2 separate regions of the Homo sapiens genome follow, and region 1 is linked to region 2. Evidence: chromatin loops called from intact Hi-C (ENCODE). Cell type or tissue: endothelial cell of umbilical vein. All regions are shown on one strand.

What was found. Peaks named below come from ENCODE experiments on the same cell type or tissue, not always from the same donor. Only the 100,000 strongest peaks of a DNase experiment are listed, where the experiment ranks them.
Region 1: it touches region 2 in a loop (5-fold over the local background); 8 of 110 quality-filtered maps call a loop at or near these places.

The regions. Positions count from the first base shown.
Region 1 is chr2:234,993,148-235,001,147 of GRCh38, reverse strand. SH3BP4 (SH3 domain binding protein 4) reads right to left here. Exons shown (of 6, transcript NM_014521.3): 2 at 5,772-5,845. Among named protein-coding and RNA genes, the nearest start is that of SH3BP4, 45 kb to the right of the region's middle. RefSeq lists enhancers at 948-1,624, 1,740-2,369 and silencers at 3,469-3,763, 4,389-4,683. In endothelial cell of umbilical vein, a CTCF peak has its summit at 4,542; DNase peaks (open chromatin) are centred at 3,637 and 4,517; H3K27ac peaks cover 3,886 bases.
Region 2 is chr2:234,877,835-234,885,834 of GRCh38, reverse strand. All of the region lies in intron 2 of LOC101927896 (a long non-coding RNA gene), which reads left to right. Among named protein-coding and RNA genes, the nearest start is that of SH3BP4, 70 kb to the left of the region's middle. In endothelial cell of umbilical vein, a CTCF peak has its summit at 3,949 (motif pointing left); DNase peaks (open chromatin) are centred at 3,944, 5,154 and 5,544; H3K27ac peaks cover 2,209 bases.

The sequences.
Region 1 (8,000 bases), 120 kb before region 2:
GGAAGAGCAGCAGATGCCCCAAGTCAAGCCAGAGCCTCTGTCAACACTGTTTATAATTAATTTCTCAAAAACTGGAGGCAGAGACGAGGTTGTACGTCCCAGCTCAGACACAAAAGTGGGCACCGTGTAAACGGGATTTATGGGCAATGATAAGGTAAGAAGGAAAAGAATCAAGTTGTGTTTACTGAGAGCAAAGTCCAGAGCTGCCTGGGGGAAGGAAAGAGGTCAGAACAAGGTGACGCCTGCCCACAAGCAGCTGGGGCGATGGGGAGACACCACCAGTGCAGAAAAAGGCAGAACCCACACAGAGGCTGCTGGCAGTGGGGACAGGCCCCAGTGTGTGGGGCACCAGATAGCGGGTAGGACCCGGCACAAGTCCCTGGCCTTTATGTCTCTGCTTTCTCTTCTGCCAAATGCGAGGCTGGGCTCTGTGATCTTTCAAGTCCCTCTGACCCTCCAACAGAGTGGAAAGGAGATTCAGAGCACACCACATGTGGGACTACAGGACCCACCTCTACGCAATGGGGACATGAACATCGCGGCTTGACGTCCTCCATGTCAGCGGCTCAGAGACAAAGCATCAGAGCCCGAGCCCAAGATCCAGGCTTCCCCTTCTGGCTAAGCCCCTCTTGGAAGGAGGGGCCCCGTGTTATTGACTCTGGCCAGTGGATCATGCTAATCCCTCCTCTGACCTTCATATCCCCTGGAACCAAAGGGCGGGGCCCAGATCAGGAGAGCAACCTGCATGGGAGAACGGCATGAATGAAACGTCAGGCACAGGGGCAACCCCCCAGTCACATCAATAACATGTTAACAGTGAAGCCACACAGCCCAGGCTCGGGGGCCCTCCATAAGCAGGTAGGAGAAGTGAGGCCCAGAGAGGCTACAGGACTTGCTTAACGTGATAGGGTTGTAGGGAGTTCCGAAAGGAAGGAAGAAGGGAAGGAGGGAGGGAGCCTGCAGAGAAGCCCAGCCGAGGATAAGTGAGTGCCACTTCCCCTATTGCCTGGGGTTCCCAGTGGCTGTCGCTGCCTGGCCCAGGCACACCCCCAGCCTGGAAACCCCTGTGGCCTCACCCCTCTCCAGATGGATCAGTGGTGGAGACCAGGTACAGGTGAATCAATCCACAGCGGACCCAGAGCTTGAGCTGGCCCAACCAGCTGCTTCTGAGACTTGGATGCTCAGAAACTCAAAAGCAGCCCAAGGGCAGGTCCTGCAAAGGGCTGCTGCGCATTGACTGGCAGCCACTCCTGGGCCAGGTATGTGCTGGTGGTGAGCAGCAGAGGCCGCGTGACAGAGCCAGCTGCACAGGTGAGAGGAAAGTCTAATTTTTGATGACCAATTCATTTCTCAAAGTTTGAGAAGATTCACTGTGCTCTCTTTCTGGATCATTCCAATAATCCTGCCCTGTTTTCTTCTTGAGCAAGTCTGAGGGTGTCTTAGATTCCTTTTTAGTCTTTGAGAACCTTCAGAGACCCAGGTTCCATCTTTACCAAGGAGAAAACTGAGGCCCAAGGAAATTGATTTATGTAACATGCTATTGTGCCAATAATTGAAATCTGTCTATGCTTGGTCAGAAGCTCTTTGCATAGGTATTTTTCTGACCCAAGAATGAAACGCATCCAGGTGCCCTTCCGAAATTGCAGTCTGCCCAGACAACTTTAAGGAATGAACTAACAACAGGGTGGGGGACAATTCCAAACACAGAGACAGGAAAATCAGGGCTTTTCTGATTTGATGGGAAGCTTCTTCAAAATGGGAGCAGATTTCAGCAAGAGATTCAAAGGCTCTTGAAATAAATAATAGCGGAATCTTTCTTTGACTGATGTCTTTTGTCCCCAAAGCCTCAAGTATGTTAAAAATCCCTCCTGTGAACTCACAACATGCTTGCTTTAAGAAAGGTGTAAGGCAGGCTAGTTATGACACCACAAAACAAGCCTCTCAAGAAGGCAGGCGCCGTTCTTAGTCCAATGTGTCGCCGGGAGTGCAGCTCACGTTTCTTTCTCCTCCGTCCAGATTCCCCAGCTTCCCTTCGGCAGCTGATGGCCTCACCAACGTGCATTTGCAGCGGTTTATTCACTGAGGCCCTGCGGACGTTGTCACTGGAATGCAGAGGCTTGGAGAGACGCTGAGCACAGCTTCCCGTTCAGCCGCTGCATGGCCTCAAGTGCCCTTCTCCTCTATTGGATTATCTGCTGATTACGGGGAGGTCAGGCCTTGGCAGGTGCAGAATCAGTGCCTGCAGGACACCTCAAAGGACAGTCCAAGCAGACCTGGTCATGCTATTAAGGACGCTGGCCTTAGTTTCTCTGTCCCAAGGATGTATGAAAGCCAGGATCTCTGTCACAGATCGAAGGCCATGGGGACATAGCCCAATGCAAACCTCAAAAGTAAACCAATTAGTGGTAGCCAGAGGCGGGGGCAGGGGCAACGGGTGTGGTCATGTAGTGAGTACAGGGTGCTCTTCCAGGGTGATGACGAAGTTTTGAAACGAGAGAGAGGCGGTGGTGACACAGGACCAAGAATGTACTCAATGCCCACTGCAGCGGTCAGCTGGAGGTTATGTGACTTTCACCTCGAAACCAAAACCAACAAACAAAAAGCTCACCAAACACACAAAGGGATAGGAACTTTGGAGAACCTCAGTCTGACGTGACCCCTGAAGACTTTCCACATGGTCCAGGCAGGAGGTGTGCAGGCAGAGCCTGCGTGGCCAGTCGCCCTGCGAAGAGTGGGTGACTCCGCTACCACCCATTTCTTCACTGCACCTTCAACTGTCGTGTGAATTTACAATCCCAAGAAAAAAAATTATGTTTACCTGTTCATTTTTACGTCTCCTGTTTGTGGCTCATGATTTATTCCCATTGGCCAGTCTAGAGGGGGTGTGGTACCAGCCCACGTGGTTCACGTGCCCCCCCAGGCACCCAGCTAAGCTAAAGGAACAGAGGAGTGGTTTAGGGGACACACAAATGCAGCCGGTCTGCAGGCTGGGCTCCGAGACTTTTTTATTTTTTATTTTTTTTTGGAGATGGAGTCTCGCTCTGTCGCCCAGGCTGGAGTGCAGTGGTGCAATCTCAGCTCACTGCAATCTCCGCCTCCTGGGTTCAGGTGATTCTCCTGCCTCAGCCTCCCAAGTAGCTGGGACTATAGGCGCCCACCACCACGCCCGGCTAATTTTTTTGTATTTTTAGTAGAGACAGGGTTTCACCGTGTTAGACAGGATGGTCTTGATCTCCTGATCTCGTGATCCGCCCACCTCGGCCTCCCAAAGTGCTGGGATTACAGGCATGAGCCACCGCACCCAGTCTTCTGATTCTTCTTAATCACCCTCTGAACTTGAACTTGAATGAAGTATTCTGGGTTTCTGAGTACTCTGAGATGAGTTTCTCATCTGTGAAACAGGCAGGGTGTTCCCAGGCCTTGAGCAGACACAACTACAGAGGGTGTTCAAGCCACCGGGGGCTGGAGCTCACCCTTCCCAGCCATCAGTGGGACAGTGGGAACAACCACAGGGGCAGGCCTTGTGGGGCCTCGATCTCCGCACCGGCTCCGTCCCCTAGCTGACACTCCCCGGAGGAGCAATCGGCCGTGCTCTGCTGCAGGCCTCCTGTTTCCTCAGTCATTCTGGTCTCAGGAACTGAGTCAGGGAGCATTTCTGCTGCCTCCTTCATCCTGAAGGACACCAGGCACCAGGATAAACTACCTCTGATGGTGATGACAGTGGGAGCAGGATCAGGTTAACAACTTGAACCCATGAGGTGGGAACTATGTGCAAATCACGAAATTTGCCACGGACAAAACTCGGGGCCTGGAAATGGAAACCCTGGGTAGCCGTGTCTCTCACTGACCCCCAGGCAAATCAGACTGTGACTATTCAGAGGCACCAAGAAAACACTACATGTATGCCTCTGGGAAAACAAGGCAAAACGAAAATCAGCTTAAAGTGTGGTGGCCTGTGGATGGTCTCTAACTGCTGTGGGGACCCACGCCCCCAAGCACCCCTACACCCCACCCAGAGGCACATGCAACGCTCTGCCCGCTGTATCCAGGGCAAGTCTGGGTGCACCTCCCTCACCGGGCTCCCGGAAGCCTGTGTGCCCGCCACGGAGACAAGCGGGCACCGCTGTGGGATGGCGGCACCCGTCCCACCCTCCCGTTCCTCTTCCCAGATGTCTTGCTGCCCCAGTAACTCTGGCACAGGGTCAGAAAAAGCAAACCACATGCGTGCCGCCCAAGGAACTGCTGGAGCCCGAGAGGGACCCCCATTAACCTCCTCCTGCTTTGCTCAGGATGGGGCCTGCTCTGGCGATGCCCCAAATGCAAAGTCCAGCGAGGCCAGTCCATGTGGGGGCCCAAAGAGAACCATGCCGCACAACCCCCTGGTGTCTCTCCAGTTTATCTACAGACAAGAACCAAGCTGCAGTGCTCGCCTTTGATTTTAGAAACCCCCGCTTTCTGACCAATGCCAGGCAGAAAGAATGCCAGGAATGTGGATGCCTTTCAGGAGGGTTCACCGCAGCCCAAAGAGACCACAGCCTCCAGGGCCAGGGGCTGCACTTATAAGGAAAGGCCTGCTGGTGGCCTCTGCCTGGGCTGAAGTGTTTCAAGTCGCTGAGGCCCCAGTGGGCGGAGGACTGACCCTGGGACCAGAGAACTCCTGAATTCCTCACGTCACTATGAAAAGCCCTGAGCCTCCTCCTGAACATCTCAAACCTTCTCTCCATCCTAAGGCACAGGCAGATACTGGAAAACAAAGAGACAGGACAGAAAGGGTGGGGGGAGAAGTTGAAATAAAATCCAATCAGCTACCCTCAGTTTACAGGATTTAAAGAAAAACCTGAAACAGTGCAAGTAGCTGCCTGCTTTATTTAGAAGGGCTTTTAAAATTCCAACGTGGCCCAGAAAGGAATCCCACTGTGAGCTGCGGCTTCTCAACTCCCCCTTTGGCCTTGAGCATCCAAACGTAGCGTTTACTTAGATCCAATCCTTTCTACTTGGTGGGGAAAGACTTGTATGTTGCTTTTCTAAAAAACTGGAGGCTGTGCCCGCCCTATGAGGTAGGTGATCCTATCCAACCGACTTTACAAAGGAGGGTGTTCCTTCTATTGCCAACCAGGAGTATAAAAGCCAAGAACAGCCAAGAAAACCTCCAGGAACATTTTACCAGAACACCATTTAATCCAGCTCTTCCTCACAAACACCAGCTGAGGCTTCCTTGGAACATTTTTTGCCAGCGTGTTTCAAGGACAAATGCTCCCCTGACGCCCCAGGGAGGGTGACCTCTAACCGCGGGTCCATCCCCATCTCGTCGCAGGGCGACGTGAGAACAATCCCTCCTTTGTGTACACACCACCCAACCTGGGCTCTGTCCCGCGGCTGCTGGGGTGGGGGAGCTGCTAGCCTGGCTTCTTGGAAGAGTGAGAACGTTCCACGGGTGGCAACAGAAAGTGGATTCGCTGAAAAGAGAAACACGGGGCTGTTCTGGGAATGCGCCGGGGCCGGGCTTCTGGATGCCAGGATGACAAATGACCTTCCCACACTGGGGACAACACTGTGGGCTTCGAGGACAGGAGGAGAGCGCCATGAGGGACAGGCCTGCAGTGCCTGAGAAAGGTCAAGTGTCACCAGAAGCTTCCAGAAGCATTCTCCCTCCTGCAGCTGCTCTGCACACGTTTGGGGCCTGTGTCCCCATGAGTCCGGCACCTTGGTCATGACATGGTAAAGCGGGTCCAGGTATGGCAACCCACTCACACCATGCCTGCACTGCCTACCTGGTACAGCCGCAGCCTCTCGCCATCAGAGAAGTCCCAGGACACGGCCTTCTGTCCAGGAGAGAAGGGAGACGCTGCAAGACAAGAAGGAAACACGAGTGAGCTTCAGTCCTGTCCAGCGCAGAACTCAGGCCTGCTTCCCGCCAGGGCCCCTTCACATCCTGGAGGACAGACGGGCTCTGCAGTGCATTTCCACAGCAGGTGAGGATGGTGGTGGACGCTGCCACGCGGCCCCCAGGTCCCCTTCTGAAGCCAACTCTGGAGAGTGGCCAGCGGAAGGACCTTCACCGGGGGCCACCCAGAACTGTCTCACTGGAAAGAGCCCTTTTGAGGCCACATCAGCCCCCTTCCTGGGCCAGCCTGCACCCAATGACCAGGCCAGTGACTAGCGCGGGGTAACAAAGCCTGCCCCTCACCCTACTCCTGAATCAGGGTGACTCGGCAGTCTGGCCCAGGCCAGAGCTCCTGTGGAGAAAGCGACAGGCTGCATGGAGGCTGCATCCCAGCCTCACTGTCCTCTTCCCCTGCTGCTGTGCTCCCCAGCAAACCTAAACGTCCTGCCCAGTGGCCTCTGCATCACGTTCCGCTTCACAGGGAGCCCTGCCTGTGACAATAGCTTATTGTGCCTTTTCTCACCCCAACAATGAGTCTCCCATCACCTGCCATTACTTCTGCTGCAATGACTGGCATTGTGAGCGCAACAGAAGCATCTTATCAGCTGCGCCCTGAAGATGAACCCCAGACACACCGCAGCAGTGGGGTCTCCTCCTCAAGTCACACGGCGCTGACATCACTACAGAGCCGGCGCCTTTGAGAGCAGAACCAGCCAACATCAATGCGACAGACGGAACTGCAGGTGCCACCACGACGCCCTCCCCCTCAGGCTGACTTCCTCCACAGGAATAACAGAGTGGGCCCCGGGGCCTTCAGAGGAATCCAGGACCTCATCAGACTGTGAAAGAAGGAGTGGGAACTTCCTTCTGGACACCTTCCCTCAATCATGGCCACTCATCCTCTGCAGGAACCAGACAGCCCAGAACAGACCTCCATCCATGTAAATATTTAACATGCAATTAAAAGGAGCGTCACAATCACCCAAGAAGGAAAGAATCATTCCCTGTGATGCTAGGACAACTGGCTGGTGTTCAGAGCACAGATCCCCCCTCTCAGGGCTTCAACTCACACCCAAAGACAAAATGAATTCCAGATCAATAGAAGGGTGTGGAGGGGAAGAGGGAGGGAGGAAAGGAAACCGCCCAATAGGTAATAGAAAATCTGGTTGTATAGTTGATCTCTACGTAGACACGGACCTTCTAAGGGTACAAGCGATGTGCAAAATCACACAGGCAAAATGAAAAGAATCAATGAACGCTACGAAAAAGGCCGCAACAATGTGACAAAATATATGCACAAACACAAAAGATCTGAAACCAGAGAAGACAAAAACAAAGGGTGGGAAGAGACAGGCGGGACTGCAGGTGCCACCACAGCTCCAACACAGCCACCTGCACCCAAGCTGATTTTCTGGACAGGAATCACAAGGCGGCCCCATTCTCGGCAGAGAAGGCAGGACGCCGCCATCCGTCCATCCCTCTCCTTTGAAATGGGTCTACCATGTTGCTCAGAGCTCTTCAGAATGTCTCTCAAAGTACTCGTTCTCCAAAGAGTCATGTCAAGACAGAACAGTTGAAAATCTCATCATCTTAAAAGACATAAAAGGGCACTGAAAAAAACCTGGGGGAAGTGAAACTACGAATGAGGCTGGCTTCATGGTATATGTCCCTGCCTTTTTCAGACTTCCGCAACTTCTCCCATTTCCTCTACCGTGAGCGTGCATTTCCCATTTTTTCTTTCTGATTCTAAAAGCCACTGCACCAGCATCTCTGAGAACCTAGTGCCTCTTCTTTCCTTTGTACCCCAAGCCCCTATGCCGTGGTCAGGGTTCTCAGAATCTCCATCCTGAATTCTAGGCAGGCACCGGCACTGCTGGGCCCCTTCATCAGGCGGGTCCATCGCAAGCCGTCATAAAGGACAGATGGGAACAGCCTCAGTGGGTATCCGCCTCCAGTGGCTGCAGTTACTACTGGGCCAGTGAGGAAATGAGGCGGGGGGCGAGTCCAGTGACACAGAACGGATCACCCCAAGAGAACGTGTGGCCCGAACATCAGCTCTGACGGGGGCTTCGAGAAACCGACCCCCGGGGCTCATCTCAGCCTCCTCACTCTGCCG
Region 2 (8,000 bases):
TATTCCCGAGACTCACAATTTTCTGCCTTTGGCTCCAGGCAACACACATTTATTTTCAGCATTAACTGGAGCTTAACCCCAATGTTAAAAATTAGAATCTGCAGAAGTTAAAATTGGCCGCTTAAGGCAAATTCTCTCTCCCTCTCTCTGAAAGTATGAATTACTGCTTCTACTGTCTGGGTAAGATGAACTTGATATAATAGCCCCAATCTTGTTTGTTCCAATAGAATATTTCATACGGTCGAAGAAGGCTAAATTATGTGTTTTGAAATTCCCTGAAGCTGCAATTCAAGAAGTGTATAATTAAGCCCTGGCATTATTAAGGAGTAGAAAATATTTTTCTTCCAACTTTCCTATGGTTTAAAAACTATTCAGGCTTTGGATTTTTGTGATAGCAGACTAGGTGACACATTCTAAGAACTACCGTTAAATGGTGAACGAAAGTCAATGAATGTGGCCCTCCTGCTGGGAGTAAAAAGACTTTCTCACAGCTTTGCATTGGCAGCAGGCGTAGGTATTCCCTTCTTGGAGGCGGCCCTGAGAATCTGTGACAGGTGCGACACTTTTCAGCTACAGTGTCTGGAAAAGATATGGTTCAGCCTTCAGATCCCTTCCTGGCAGGGGTGACGAGAGTGGGCCGTGGCAGTCATTAAGTTCATTGTTTCAGTGAGATCCATACCTCCTTGAGAACTGCTTATGTTTCTCTAAAGAGATAACGTCACTAAAGGGTGAAGGCTTTTAAGGATAAAATCACACAAAAAAGAATATATTCTTGCATTGCTTAGATGTTGTTTTCCGTCCCTGGGGCTGTTATAACAAATTGCCAAAAACACGATGGCTTAAAGACAACAGAGTTTTATTCTTTCACAATTCTGTAGGTCGAAGTCTGAAATCAAGTGTGAGCAGGGCCACATGGGCCCATTCTGAAGACCCGAAGGAGAGTCCCCCTTTCCCTCTTCCAGCGTCTGGCAGTCCTAGGCCTTCTTTGGTTGACGGCAGCCTCACTTCCATCTGTGCCTGTGACTCACATAGCCCTCTTCTCAAAGTCTCTGACTTTCTCTTCTCTTAAAAGAACACCTCGGCTGGGTGTGGTGGCACACGCCTGTAATCCCAGCACTTTGGGAGCCCCAGGCAGGTGGATCACCTGAGGTCAGGAGTTTGAGACCAGCCTGACTAACATGGTGAAACCTCGTTTCTACTAAATACAAAAAAATTAGCTGGGCATGGTGGCACATGCCTGTAATCCAAGCTACCTGGGAGGCTAAGACAGGAGAATTGCTTGTGCCTGGGAAGGCAGAGGTTGCAGTGAGCCGAGACTGTGCCATTGCACTCCAGCCTGGGCAACAAGAGTGAAACTCCATCTCGAAAAAAAAAAAAAAGTAAAAAGAATCCCCAAAAAACCCCCACACCTGCTGTTGAGTTTAGGGCCTCTCCTCAATGCAGAGTGCTCTCATCTTGAGATAACTTAATGATATCTGCTGATAAAGATCCTTTTTCCCATAAGGTCACATTCACCAATACTGAAGATTAGGACATGAATGTATATTTTGGAGTCACAATTTAACAGACTTTAGATGTATATTTAAAAAATTCGGAAGATAACTAAGGGATTGATTACAATAGTTATCTATCTGGGGAGAGGGCGGAAAGAGAGGATAAGGCAGCAGAGGAGGAAGGGAGAATTTTGCTTCTATTTCATTCTTAAACAATTTAAAGTTTTGAGTCTGGTAAATCTGTCACTTAGTAAATAATTAAACAAGTAAATCTAATTTAAAATGATACATTTTCATTTTTATACTTTTTTTTTTTTTTTTTTGGGACAGAGTCTTGCTCTGTTGCCCAGGCTGGGGTGCAGTGGCACAATCTCGGTTCACTGCAAACTCAGCCTTCCCAGTTCAAGCGATTCTCCTGCCTCAGCCTCCCAAGTAGCTGGGATTACAGGTGTGCACCACCACACCCGGCTAATTTCTGTATTTTTAGTAGAGATGGTGTTTCACTATGTTAGCCAGGCTGGTCTCAAACTCCTGACCTCAGGTGATCTGCCCGCCTTGGTCTCCCAAAGTGCTGGGATTACAGGGGTGAGCCACCATGCCTGGCAGTCAGTTTCAATCTTTTTCAATCTTTTTTTTTTTTTTGAGATGAAATTTTGCTCTCATTGTCCAGGCTGGAATGCAATGGTGTGATCTCGGCTCACTGCAACCTCTACCTCCTGGGTTCAAGCAATTCTTCTGCCTCAGCCTCCTGAGTAGCTGGGATTACAGGCGCCCACCACCAGGCCCGGCTAATTTTTTTGTATTTTTAGTAGAGACGGGGTTTCACCATGTTGGCCAGGCTGGTCTTGAACTCCTGACCTCAGGTGATCTGCCTGCCTCGGCCTCCCAAAGTGCTAGGATTATAGGCATGAGCCACAGCATGGGGCCCAGTTTCAATCTTTTACCAATGAAAACCTGAACACAAAACAATAATTCTTAACCAATCATGATGAAACACAGTAACTTTTTTTTTTAATAAAAGGAAGAAGAAAGTGTTGAAAATTGACATCTATGTTTACATATCACAGCAACACAAAGTGCCAGCAAAAAAAAAAAAAGTGGAAAAATGAAAGTATCTTGGCCCCATGAGTTTTGCTCTGCTTCCCACTGTCATTTATTCAGTACATGTGTCACTAGATCCAGGACTTGCTCTAGAAGTTGGAGGAAGTCAATGGCACTGTGAGAAACGTGAATTACCAAGGGACTCTGTCATGTCCTTCGTTACTCATGTGACTTCCTTACATGAAAGGAAAATAGATCCTGGGGCCTCCAAATCACTCAGCTAAAGGGAAAAGTCAAGCTGGATCTGCTTAGGGCAAACCTGCCTCCCATTTATTCAAAGTCATCCCACTCTTCACTGAGATAAATGCATATCTGATGGCCTCCTTTGGAAAGGCTCATCAGAAACTCAGAAGAATGCAACCATTTGTCTCTTATCTACCTATGACCTGGAATTTCAGTATTAAACCAATGTTTATCTTGCATATATTGATTGATGTCTCATATCTCTGTAGAGACTACATGAAAATTTTGTTGTTGAAATAATTCGTTGTACTGAGCTTCAATTGAAATGCTTAAATACCTTGAAAACATTTCCATTTTTGCCTTTACTCAAATCAGGTGGTGGCTACTTTCTAATGAATGCAAATCCCAGTATGTGAAAAGTGTGGGTTAGGACAATAAAAGGGGAGGTGACACCATTTTAATGGTTTCTCAGAAGCTGTGCTCCGATGTCCTTGGGCACATGTCATCAGTACCTCCTGAGGTTATGTCACAGGTGCATGTCCTTAACTTTGGCAAAATAAACTTCCTAAATTAACTGAGATCTGTCTCAGATATTCAGGCTTCAGAGCTATGCCAGCTAACCCCTTATGCTGAAAACGAGGACTTAGAAGGAAAGGGCAAGAGAGCCAGACTTGCTTTTTCCTTTTTTTTTTTTTTTTTTAAGTCTTTCCTTATTCATCAATAAGCCAAAAGTAGAGGTTGTTAGTAGAAAATGTGTGCACCAAGAAGTGAAATAAAGACAGTTGAGTTCATGTGTTGTAGTGTTTCCAATGTTCTGCTAAGAATGAAATATATATGCATGTACAAGCCACAAAATACAAATTGTGTAATTTTGGTGATGCTGCATATGAGTTAAATGTACTTATGTTTGTATTTAAACGTGAAATTGCACAATATGAAGAGTAATGGTAAAATTCATGCTAATGATTTAAAATTGTATTCTTTCTTTACTCAAAACGACCTCAAGGAGCAAAGTAAAAACACCATAACAAATTGAGAGACTGTAGAAAAAGGGAAAAGCCTTATCTTTTACTACATTCCATGGCACGTTTCTCCTGCTTTTTGAATGAGAGCACTTACAGTTTCATTTTGCATTTGGCTGCAAAAACAGCGCAGCGCCCCCTGCAGGGAGCTGTATCACGGTGTTCTGATCAGCCTCTGGGGAAGTGGCCTCCTCTGGTCCAATCAGCTTGTGGACTGAGGATCACGTGATACAAAATATGGCCACCCCTGCATGAACCTGGAGCAACTGCCCTGGGTAGGTACCCGTACAAGGAAAGGCAATCCTTCAAGCAATAATCTTTTGGCAGTCTCCCTCACCTCTGTTCACCCCTGGGTATTTTTGGCATTGCTGTTTTTAATGATGGGGTGTGATGTTTCCTCAGCCTGTTAAACTTCATTGTGTTATTTTTTAACTGCTTCTGAGAAACTACTAAAATGCTGTTACCTCCCTTTTTATTGGCCTAAGCCACACTTTTCACATACTGGGCTTTTCATTCATTAGAAAGTAACCACTTATTTTGAGTAAAGGCAAAAATGGAAATGGTTTCAAGGTATTTAAGCATTTCAAGTGAAGCTCAGCACAGTGAATTATTTCAACAACAAAATTTCCATGCAGTCTCTTAGAAGAAAAATGTATCTTAACTAAATTTTAGGACTTCACATTTTGTTTTGTTTTGTCTTGGCTTATTTGTTATTTAAATGTGCGGATCTGTGAAATAACATCATTTCTTTTTAAAAGACAGCAGGTTCTAACTTTAGTACTTCCTGAGCAAAAAGAACTAAGGTTGCAGAAAGCTTCTCTTTCAGGCTGTCTTTCTGGCATTGCTGCAGGCAGTGCTGCCCTTGCTGGGAGGTCTCCACCATCCACATTAGCCTGCATGTCTCTGTCCCTTTGCTTCGTTTCCCACCTCTACCCACCTGCCCACCACACTCTCACACTTCCCCTGCCCAACCAGAATTGCCATCAGGGGCTATTGGTCCAATCCCAAATGCTAGTAACAGAACTGAAAAGCCCAAGTTTGAAGGGAATTTCTTCTTCCGTGAAGTCCCCTGGGAGAAAATTTTCTGGAAGACTCACCATCCCAGAGGCTACACAGCTCAGGACAACCCCTGTTCTTTTAAGGGAAAAGTGAAAGCCTGGACTTGTAGGTTTTCCCCACCAGTTTTCACATGGAGCTGATATCGGCATCTCTGCAAGGCCAGGAGGAGATTGAGTGACCTCTCTGGAACTCCGAAGTTTACTTTCCCTGCGTTTTCGTAACTTGTTCTCAGCTCTTTGAACTGCATCCAAGTGCCTAGTTCATGATGCCATAATTGCTCACCGGGTTCAAGGGCAGAGCTCTGGTTTCATATTGTAAAATTCAGTGCACCTGGGTACCACATAATAGCTGTGCTAAGACATGTGTGCATTACATCAGCTATGATTCATTCCTGTGATCTAGTTTAGACCACAATCTGATAACACAAACCAATTACTTAAACTGTTAGAAGATGCTTAACTGGAAAAAACATATCTTTAGTTTTCCTTCCAACTTTAGTCTAAACCATATATATATATGTTTTTATATATATATATATGTTCATATTCCATATATATGTATTCCAAATACTCTACATGAGTTTTAACAACAAAACTTGGGGGAATGGGATCTAAAATGTATTTCCCAGGTCTAGCTTGGATGGACTTCAGGGTCATTAACAAGCTGTGCCAAGCAGCATATGAAATCGGTGAGATAAGCTTTGATGCATATTAGCTGTGGGACCTTAAGCAAATGACTCATACTCTCTGAGCTAAAGTTTTCTTATCTGTGAAATAAGCATAGCAAGCCCTCCCCCTAAGGACTGTTGGGGTTAAATTAAATGGTAAAAGCTCCTTAGTCAGTACTCAATATAGGTTCAGTACAAATTGGTCTTTTTTCCTTTCCAATCATGGATACGTACCTGTTGGGCAAAGTAGGTTTCTCCTGGCCATGCCAGGGGACTTCTCACTGTGCTGCAGCCAAGGCTTGATTGAGATTGGCTCCTCTGGGTCTTTAGGGACATATCTTGATTGATATCAACCAATCACAGTTATCCTGTGTTAGGGCAACAAACTGCTACCCAAATCTGCAGCCTGGTGGCAGGGATTGAGTTAGGGGTGACCCAGGCAGTGCAAAGCTCAGCCATTTTTTTTTCTCCATTTGGACGTGAGCAAAGAAGCTGTGGCTCTGGTTACTGAAAAGGGTGAAACAAAGAATCTCCAACAGACAGGCGGGGGCTCTGTTTGAGCAAAGTCTCAACGGGACTCTTGTTTTATAGCACTATCTGCCATCCTCAAATACACCAGCTACCACTCTGGGCACCCATAAGAACAGAATGTCACTCATCTCTGGGTTTTCGATCCAGAGCTGCAAGTGGATGAGAATGGAGCTGAATCACATAGGACCCATTCGAGCACTTCCACCAGTTGAGCCTCTTCGAATGGATTTTAAGATCACCTCCTTCACACTAGCTGCATATGTGGAGCTTCCACTGTTAGACACAACACAATGGAATATGGCTGATATGGTTTAGCTCTGTGTCCCCACTGAAATCTCACCTCGAATTGTAACCCTCGAGTATTGAGGGAGGGACCTGTAATCCCCAGGAGTGGAGAGAGGGAAGTGATTGGATTATAGGGGTGGTTCCCCCATGCTGTTCTCCTGATAGTGAGTGAATTCTCATGAGATCTGATGTTTTTATAAATGATAGTTTTTCCTGCTCTCTTTCCCTGTCTCTCTCTCCACCCTTCTCCTGTCTCCTCTCTTCTCTGCCCTCCTCTCGCTCTCTCTCTCACCTCCTGCCATGTAAGATGTGCCTGCTTCCCCTTCTGCCACGATTGTAAGTTTCCTGAGGCCTCTTCAGTGGAACTGGCTGAAGAGGCTGAGGCAATTAAACCTCTTCTCTTTATAAGTTACCCAGTCTTGGCAGTTTTTTTTGTTTTGTTTTGTTTTGTTTTTTGAGACAGAGTCTCGCCTTGTCGCCCAGGCTGGAGTGCAATGCCGCAATCTCGGCTCACCGCAACCTCCGCCTCCTGGGTTCAAACGATTCTCCTGCCTCAGCTTCCTGAGTAGCTGAGATTATAGGTGCCTGCCACCATGGCCAGCTAATTTTTGTATTTTTAGTAAAGGCGGGGTTTCACCGTGTTGGCCAGGCTGGTCTCTAACTCCTGATCTCATGATCTGCCCTGGCAGTTCTTTATAGCAGTGTTATAACAGAGTAATGCAATGGCTATCTCTATTTTTACCTGCTGGTAGGAACCACAGGCAGAATGTTAAACCTCTGAGATCTCTCCAGACCATAAGAGTGGGTATAACACTTTCAGGATTGTGCCGTTTAACCCAGTAATCTAACTTTTAGACACATCTCCTGAGATACAGTCCTGAGAAAGAAAAAGGCTGTCTTTGTGAAAATGTTATTATAGCATTACCTCTGTATATATTTTGATTAAAATTAGAAAAGCATTACACTTAGTTGTAAAAACTGACAGTAGCAAAGGATTGAAAGTGAAATATATTAGCTCATTCCTTCCACATGACCCCTCCATGGCCTCACATCCCAGAGGTAGTATTATTCTAAAAAAATTTATTTACATAAATGAATATATTGGAGACATTTGTGTAAAAGCCTTAATTTGTGTTTAAAAATATTTAAGGGAGGCCGGGTACAATGGCTCATGCCTGTAATCACAGCACTTTGGGAGGCCAAGGTGGGCAAATTGTTTGAGGTCAGGAGTTTGAGACAGCCTTGCCAACATGGTGAAATCCCGTCTCTACTAAAAATATGAAAATTAGTTGGGTGTGGTGGCAAGTGCCTGTAATCTCAGCTACTTGGGAGGCTGAGGCACGAGAATCACTTGAACCCAAGAGACGGAGGTTGCAGTGAGCCGAGATTGCGTCACTGCACTCAAACCTGGGCGGCAGAGTGAGGCTCCACCTCAGGAAAAAAAAAAATTATAAGGGAATATCGAAATAATGAGGGATCCACTAAATTATACTGTAAGCAAAACAAAATAAAACCAACAAACCAACTAGCCCTAAAGCAACCTAAGTGCCATCAGTCTGGAACAGATTGATGAATTTGGTATCATCTAATGGAATGCTATATATCCATGACAAGGAATGAAGAAGACCTACATGTATTTTAACAGAAATGTGTCTAAGA